Regions from separate parts of the Mus musculus genome. Here region 2 is linked to region 1. A link is a contact called in ENCODE Hi-C or POLR2A ChIA-PET data. All regions are on one chromosome and are shown on one strand. The core of a region is the stretch at or near the end of the contact, and the rest is flanking DNA. Distances in the headings are between cores, read along the strand shown.

Region 1 (4,071 bases), core at 1,046-3,545:
CTTTCCACCTTTAGGTTTCAGCCCATATGAGTCACTCAAAGAGGCAATCCTTTAGTTCAGTGTTTTCCCAGCAGAGAATGACTCTCTTTCCCAGAGTTTTGCCAATTCTAGAAACTCTTTTTTTGTCATGGTGAAAAGGATTGTAGGTTACTGGCAGACAGAATCCAATGATGTTACTAAACATTCAACAGGGCATCCTTGTGCAAGAAAGAACTAGCCAAGAAGCCAGCAGGATCGTTCATGAGTAAAAAGGTACTTGCCACCAGACCTCATGACTTATAACTGTAAAATATACTTTCCTTGTCAAAGTTTTATTTTAAAAATTAATGTAGCCGGGCGTGGTGGCACACGCCTTTAATCCCCCACCTGGGAGGCAGAGGCAGGCAGATTTCTGAGTTCGAGGCCAGCCTGGCCTACAAAGTGAGTTCCAGGACAGCCAGGGCTATACAGAGAAACCCTGTCGCGAAAAATCAAAAAAAAAAAAAATGTAAATAAAATTCTCAACAAAGTGTTTATTTATTTTTAACAGACTTAATTCATTTGTTTTTTTCTTGTATAAAAACCCTTATGTAGCCAAGCGTGGTGGCATATGCCTTTGATCCCAGCACTCAGGAGGCAGAGGCAGGTGGATTTCTGAGTTTGAGGCCAGCCTGATCTACAAAGTGAGTTCCAGGACAGCCAGGGCTTTACAGAGAAACCCTGTCTCGAACCCCCCCCCCCCAAAAAAAAAAAAACCTTATGTAGTAGCCACAGCTGGAACCTGGGTCCTCTGAACAGAGACTCTGGTGTGGGTTTTCACAAGATGACCAGTGAGTTCCTGATAAGAGATATGGTGAACAGGGTCTCTTTTCAGAGGTCAGGGGTCAGGTAGCTATAGTTCTTGGAAGTGGCATCAAAGGTGGCCTTGACAAAGTTGCCCAGGGTGGCAGTGCAACCCCTGGCTGAAGTGTAGCAGTCATCTATACCGGTCATCATCAGTAGCTTCTTGGGCACAGGAGCAGAGACAATGCCAGTGACTCCTGGGGGCAGGGATAAAACGCACCAGTAGTCACAGCTGTCTGTCACCTTGCATGGAACAGTGTGGGGCTTGCCAATCTTGTTCCCCCAGTAGCCTCTCCACACAGAGACAATGGAAAGCTTGGCCTAGATGATGGCCCCTCGGATGCCAGTGGCAACCTCCTTGGAGCACTTAACACCAAGACCAATGTGACCATTGTAGTCCCCAATAGCAATGAAAGCCTTGAACCTGGTCTGCTGGCCAGCGCGAGTCTGCTTCTGCACTAGCTTGATTTTCGCAACTTTATCCTTTAGGGATGCACCCAGGAAAAAGTCAATAATCTCAGACTCCTTAATGGGCAGGGAGAACAGGTAGATCTCCTCCAAGGGTTTGACCTTCATGTCCTTAACCAGGCAGGCCAGGCAGCCCAGCTTGGTGACAAGGAACCACTCCTTGTCTTCAGCTTTACCTCCACAAGCCCCAAGGCCTCAACCATGACTGCGGCCCTCTAAGACCGCTGCTGAATCCTCCGTGGAAGCTGCCTTGGCCTCCTAATCCTGGGCCCTCGGGTCCTCCCGCTGTCCAAATGGCCCTCATCAGTCATTTGGTGTTTTCCGGAAGAGGAGGAGAAGGAGGAGGAGGAAGAGGAGACAGATACTTTTGGAGCATCAACTATATACCAATCAATGAACTAGATGCTGGGAATATAATAAGGAACAAGAAATGATTCTTGAGGGCCAATGAAATGGCTTAGAGGGCAGAGGAGCTTGCCACCAAGACTGCTGATCTGTATTTGATCCCCAGAGAAGGAATGGATGACTCCACAGTTGTACTTTGTTCTACACACACACCATTGAGTGGAATTGTGATCATTTGTACATGGGCACACACACAGAGTAGACAGACAGACAGACAGACAGCTAAAATATAATAAAAAGGGGAGATGGAGGATGATGAGAGTTGTCTCTTGATCTCAAAGTGCTTACAGGTTAGGATTTGGTTGGGAAGATACAGAGCCATTTCTACTTTGGAGAGCTGTAGGAAATAAAGGAGAATACAGGATCTGTGCTTCATCAGTTCTGGAGAGGGATGAGACAGAAAGACACAGGTAAACAACTACAGTTGCCAGAAAAGAAAACAGCCAAGAAGAGCGAGATCTCTGCCAGTGATGGAAATCGAGAAGACTGCTGGAAGAGGGTTTGACTTGGACCTGCAGGGAGCTAGGTGAGGACTGGGTAAAGTGCCGGGAGGACTTAGAGACAAGGGGAGAGGGCATTTGAGACAGAGAGAACTGCAAGAGCCAAGCACAGAGTGTGTGTGCCAGGAACACACAGACTTGCTTGGCTAAGGCACAGCAGGCCAGTGAGAGCCTAGACTGGGTCCAAAGTGGGTCAGTTGAATAAGAATACCCATGACCCAAATTGTGCCCATATTTCCTATAATTTACCGCAGTGCTCCCAGGTGCACCCAGGGAAGGAGAAGTTTTGAAAGATTTGGTGACTTAGCAAATTGTTAGCAAGCCAGTATTGCTTTGAGTATCAGGACTGGCTTACTATATCTCTCAGAAATGCCTGAAGAAGGACAGAGATCCCGATACACAATGGAACATGTCCTTCCTCATTCTATAAACAATATGTTGCTAAATTTTATTTTCAGAGAAAAAAAAATATCTCAGAAATGAGTTCTTTCCTTTTGCTCCCAGGTATAGAAGAAATGAGTGGACACCAAAAGAGAGGGGGCGGGGAAGAGGGCAAGAGCAGCGAACGGGGAGACTGCTCACTTTGTCTGAGGAACAAAACTTTGCTGAAGAATTCATTTGCAAAATCTCCAGTTGCCATAGCAGTTGGTCACTGCCTTTTCCACTGCCCCTCCTTTAGAAGAAGTCTTTTCCTACACAGACATCATCTTTGGCGTTGATCTTGAAGGAGAGTAGAACTGTTCCTTTTCCCTTCTTTTCCCTTTTCCTTTTCTTCCATCCAAATCCAGCTGCACCTCTGGGAAGACCGTGGTGGCAGCAATTTCAGAAGCAGGACCTTAGGATCAGAGGAGCAGCTTCAAGCTGGATCTCGGTTTAAAAGCTCAGTTTCTGCCTCCGGAGGCATCCTGGCACTTACTTAAGTGAGGACGATAGAGGTTAAGAGAGGTGTAAGTGGCTTAAATATAACATGGACATTGGCTTGCAGATTATAAACAGTGTACTCAAAATCCTCTGAAACTCAGGGAGAGACGTGGCCCTATCAGGATGGAGCAATAATGATTAGAGCATCAGACTCCCCAGTGCCACCTCTCCCTCTCAACATCCCTAAGAGGTGACACAGCCAGTGTTTGCCGAGCATGTACTTTATGCCAGTTGCTGTTCAGACTCTGCATTCCCACCTAAGCTGTCACAGCCAAAACTGAAAAGCTGGGCACAGGGTTCACTAACTGAACACAGGACGTGTGCCAGAGCACTGTGCTGAGAACGTGACGAGCATTTCCCAGGATAAGTGTCTCTGTTTTATTGGGGAGACGGAGGGGATAAATGGGTTGCTCAAATCTACAGCCCCAGGAGCAGGGCTCAAGGCAAGGCTTTTGTACTCCATAGCTCATGAGCTTCAGTGCTCCAGATATGGTAACGGAAGACTGGTTCAAGGTGTCAGAGCCAGCAGCCACAGACTGGCATCTCAATAGAGGTCTGTCTAATACAAGAACTGAAGTGCTGACATTTTGTAACAATGAAAGTAAAGAAAGACAATTTGTTACTCCTTTTGGGTAGCCCTGGCTGTCTTGAAGCTTGCTCTGTAGACCAAGCTGGCCTTGAATTTTCTGTAATCCTCCAGCCTCTGCCTCACCCTCTGCTGAGATCACAGCCATGCATGTATGTACTGCTATGCCCTGCCTTTAAAGACACCTATAGCCAATAGCTGGGCAGAAGAGAGATAGGCAGGGTCTAGCACACACAAGGTTCTGAATTCAAACTGGAGCAGCACCTCTCCTCTCCCCCAATATAAGGCTTAGCTTGGCCGGGCATGGTGGTGCACGCCTTTAATCCCAGCACTTGGGAGGCAGAGGCAGGAGGATTTCTGAGTTGGAGG
Region 2 (4,358 bases), core at 1,813-4,312, 40 kb after region 1:
CTCCCCAACAAAAAGGAAGGAAGGAAGGAAGGAAGGAAGGAAGGAAGGAAGGAAGGAAGGAAGAAAGAAAGAAAGAAAGAAAGAAAGAAAGAAAGAAAGAAAGAAAGAAAGAAAGGCAGAAAGAAGAGAAAGGAAGAGAGAAAAGGGAAGAAAAAAACAGATACTAGCTACCACGTGGTTGCTGGAAATTGAACTCAGGACCTCTGAAAGAGCAGTCAGTGCTCTCAGCCACTGAGCCATTTCTCCAGCCCTGATGGCTCAGTATTTAAGAGCACTGTCTGCTCTGGTAGATGATCTGAGTTTAGTTCTCAATAAGAGTAGATCACAGCTATCAATAACTCTAGTTCTAGGGTATCCTACTTGTCTGGTCTCTAAGGGCACTGCACACACACACACACACACACACACACACACACACAGAGTCAAAGAACACTTGTTTAATTTAATGAGTCTTATTAGGCAGCCCTGGCTAGCCTTACCTCAGCTACATAGACTAGGCTGGCCACAAACTCATCGACAACTGCCATCTCTACTTTTCCAGTCACACTGTAAAAGCTATAAAATACATACCTATTATCAAATAAATTCATAACAAAAAATGTTGTATATATACCTTCCCAAAGCATACTTACTCACCATGAAATATTTAGTCATAAAAAAAGGAAAGACCTTTTTATTCATGTAACGTAATATGAATACATCTTAAAGACATTATGGTAGCACACACTTGAAATACCAACATGTGGGAGGTAGAAGGATCGAAAGTTCAAGCTCATCCTTGACTGAAAGTGAGTTGGATGTTAGTCTATGCTATAAGAGACTCTGACAAAACAAAACAAAACAAAACAAAAAACCAAAACAATAAATGCTAAGCAAACAGAAATGAATAATTAAAACAGGGCTGAAGAGATGACTCAGTGGCTGAGACTTCTTGTTGCTCTTGCAGAAGACTCAAGTTTAGTTCCCAGCCCCACACAGTGATCCTAACCATTCTTTTTGTTTGTTTGTTTGTCTTTGCTTTTTGAGGCAGGGTTTCTCTGTGTAGCCCTGGCTGTCCTGGAACTCACTCTGTAGACCAGGCTGGCCTCCAACTCAGAAATCAGCCTGCCTCTGCCTCCCGAGTACTGGGATCACAACCATTCTTAATGCCACATGTAAGGGACCTGACAAAGCTCTTCTGACTTTAGCAGGCACCAGGCATACACATGGTGAACATATACACATGGGGATAAAAAAAAAAATCACACATACAAAATACACCTAATTATGTGTACCACGTGTGTGTCTGGTGCCCTTGGACTTCAGAAGGGAAGTTGGGCCCCCAGAACTAGAGCTATGGATGATCATGCTGCTGCTGTGTGAGTGCTCAGCATTGAACTCTGGTCCTTTGCAAGAGCAGAAAACGCTGCTTTTAACAGCTGACCTATTCCTCCAGCCTTAAGGGCTTTATCATTGAAAAGGTATGGGGTTTCAAGAGATATAGGTTCTAGTGCCTGCAATGACAGTATTTGTGAGGGGGACTGAAACAATTTGAAGCTAGCCTGGGCTACATAGTGAATAACAGGCCAGTCAGAGATACAGAGGAAGATCAAAAACAAACAAACAAACAAACAAACAAAGACAAAACAACAAAACAAATACAAAGTAAGATGGTAAACTTTACATTTAAATTTTCCCTTGGGGGGAGGGCAGTGATGGTGGGGCATGCCTTTAATCCCAGCACTTGGAAGGCAGAGGCCAGCCTGGTCTACAGGAGTGAGTTCCAGGACAGCCAGGGCTGTACCAAAAAAAAAAAAAATCCCTTATAATACATAGACAAATGTATATCTAATTTAATGAATTTTAAAGCAATTATTCATGTAATAGCAATAGCACATTGGCTGGGGTATGCTGGTGTGTGTAGGACTTTAATCCCAGCATTCATGAGGCAGAAACAGGGGGAATCTCTTAGTTGGCCAGACACTTCTACTTAGGTAGTTCCAAGCCAATCAGGTTTACATAGTCTGTTTCAAAAACAAACCAGTCCAAAACAAACAAAACTCCTAGCCAAGTCCCCCAAATATATATTTCGAGGGTACCCCGTGTCTGTGCTTATCACAACCTTCTTCCTATCATAACAGGTTAAATTAACAGCATAAATTGCAAATACACCTTTACATTTCAATGTTTTCCTTAAATTTAATACAAAAATGTTTTAAAAACCCAAACCTTAAGAACTTTTAAAGGGTTCCTTTCTCCTTTATTTCACTTTTGAAAGTCTTAGTCTAAAATCTATTTTGGTTCCATAGTTGACCTCACCTGCAGTGTTTGATTAAAAAAACAACAAAAACACCCAAAAAACTTCAGTGTAGATTTTTTTCATTCCTCCCTCTCTCTTGCTTTCAACTACAAAGAAACAATGATTTAAGCCCTTTGTCCCCTTTTAGAAAATTACACAGATACCCTATTGTGGAACCCTATAATCCCTCCGTGGAAAGGAAGAGATTAGCATATGAATACAAAGCAAAATGAATCCAGAATACGAAAACGATCTATCGAGTTGTGAAGCTCTTGTATTCTTAAAAATGTATTTATTTCCTCTTTTTTGAATTGCCCCCTTCGTGGTTTAAGGGTTAAGGAAATTGAGCTTTCCTCTCTGGCTACCCGGAAAAGAATTAAACACACACACACACACACACACACACACACACTCACAACCCAACACATTCTAGGAGGTGCAAAACCAACAGATGGCTCCTAGCGCCAGTAGAATCGTCAGTGGAATCTGCTACACTCGACATCAGCTTGCTCGGTGTGAGGAGTGTAGAAAGTGCTGTTCGCTAACTGCGTGGTGAAGGAGAGAAAGCGATAGAAGAGAGAGCCATAATGCTGACGTTGAAGGCCCGGCCCTGTGAGGTTGCATAGGGTAAGTGGCGTTGGCCAGGCGGCGGTGGCGAAGGGGAAGGGAAGAGGATTTGAGCTAGGGGCGGGGCTTGACGCGCAGCGTGGCTCCTCATTGCTGGAGCACGGCTGCCAATCTCGCAGATCCTCTCGCTTAACCAGTGCGCTGGCGAGACGCGCTCAGATATACCGAGCGAGCGCGGAGAAGCAGTCTCAGATCCTGACGGTGCAGCAGCCCGCAGCCTCAGCCAGGGAGTCCCAGCCGCTTTCAATGGAGGAGAAGCCCGGCCAGCCACAGCCTCAGCACCATCACAGCCACCACCATCCGCACCATCATCCCCAGCAGCAGCAGCAGCAGCAGTCGCACCACCACCACCATTATTATTTCTACAACCACAGCCACAACCACCACCACCACCACCATCACCAGCAGCCTCACCAATACCTGCAGCATGGAGCCGAGGGCAGCCCCAAGGCCCAGCCCAAGCCGCTGAAACATGAGCAGAAACACACCCTCCAGCAGCACCAGGAAACGCCGAAGAAGAAAACAGGTCTGAGAGGGAGGGCGGTGGGGGAAGGGGGACTGGATTGGAGGGGGGGGAAGCGATGGGGGTGGGGCTAGATGGGAAAAGCGCGGACCCGGTCCGGGTGTGCGTCCCGCCGGGCCGGGGATGCCCCCTTCCATTCTTCCCGGGCGCGGGCCGGGCCGCGAGGTGGGGATTGCAGCGCCCTCTCCTTCCCTTTAGCATGGGAGAGGCCCAGCCAGGCCGGCGTGACCTTCCTCGGTCCCCGCCCCGGCCGGCCGGAGGCAGAGCTGTGCCCTCGGCCTTGGAAGTCCAGCCTTCATCTTCTTTTTCCCCTCTAGTGCGGGCCCTGGAGTTGCCTGAATGTGGGGGCCCCTAAGAAGGGGGTGAAACTCAGCCGCCCTAAAAAAATAAAATAAAAAATTCCCCCGAGGTGTATGTAATTCAGGCCTAGTGAATCCATCCTGATGCGGGTGGTGTCGCGAGAGCCGCTTGCAGGCGGCGACGAGCGGGGCTGAGGGCTAAGTTGAGGAAGCGTCCTCGCTCACCCGCCGCCCCGAGCCCACCTGTGGCCTTGGGGTTTGCCGTCTGGGTGTGTGGGGGACCCTATCGTCCCTCGGGTCATTTCCACCCCTAAACGCCCGTCTTGCGCGTCCGGACCCCGTTGTCTGTCCGCGAGGGCTTCTCCGCAGGCCGGCGCCCCTGGCCCGCTCGCCTCGGAGCCGGCGAGGCTGGAATGTTCTCTCCTCCTCGCGGGGCCGCTTCCTGTCCGCCATGTTGGAAGCTGATTCCTGTCACCGACTCCGGCCGGCGGAGGAGCGGAGGGGGAAGGGTGCCGAAGGCCACACGGCACGCCGGCCCGGCTGCCCCGGGACCCTCTGCGGCCCTTTTCCGGGTCCCCCCCGCACTGCGGGCGGCCGCCGCCCGCCGCCCCTCCCCCTCCGCGCCGCGCCG

Evidence for each region. Hi-C counts contacts between places; a loop is a spot of excess contacts on that map. ChIA-PET counts read pairs that join two places held with the same protein, here RNA polymerase II (POLR2A).
Region 2: a map of gastrocnemius shows a loop between it and region 1 (2.0-fold over the local background). The contact joins the promoter of Nufip2 here to the enhancer-like site in region 1. A Hi-C loop is called at or near these places in 1 of 37 maps with a recorded cell type or tissue (gastrocnemius). POLR2A ChIA-PET finds 5 or more read pairs at or near these places in 5 of 5 experiments (Patski and embryonic stem cell).

Annotation. Positions count from the first base shown.
Region 1 is chr11:77,643,408-77,647,478 of GRCm38, forward strand. It overlaps the pseudogene Gm12733. Among named protein-coding and RNA genes, the nearest start is that of Gm23132, 13 kb to the right of the region's middle. Within about 2 kb of position 2,296, at least 1 of the 3 ENCODE cell types and tissues checked has a DNase peak (open chromatin) inside an H3K27ac peak, as active enhancers do; it is gastrocnemius, where a contact is called at or near this core.
Region 2 is chr11:77,683,077-77,687,434 of GRCm38, forward strand. It overlaps Nufip2 (nuclear fragile X mental retardation protein interacting protein 2), which reads left to right and starts at 3,063. Exons shown (of 4, transcript NM_001024205.2): 1 at 3,063-3,431. The coding sequence starts at 3,152.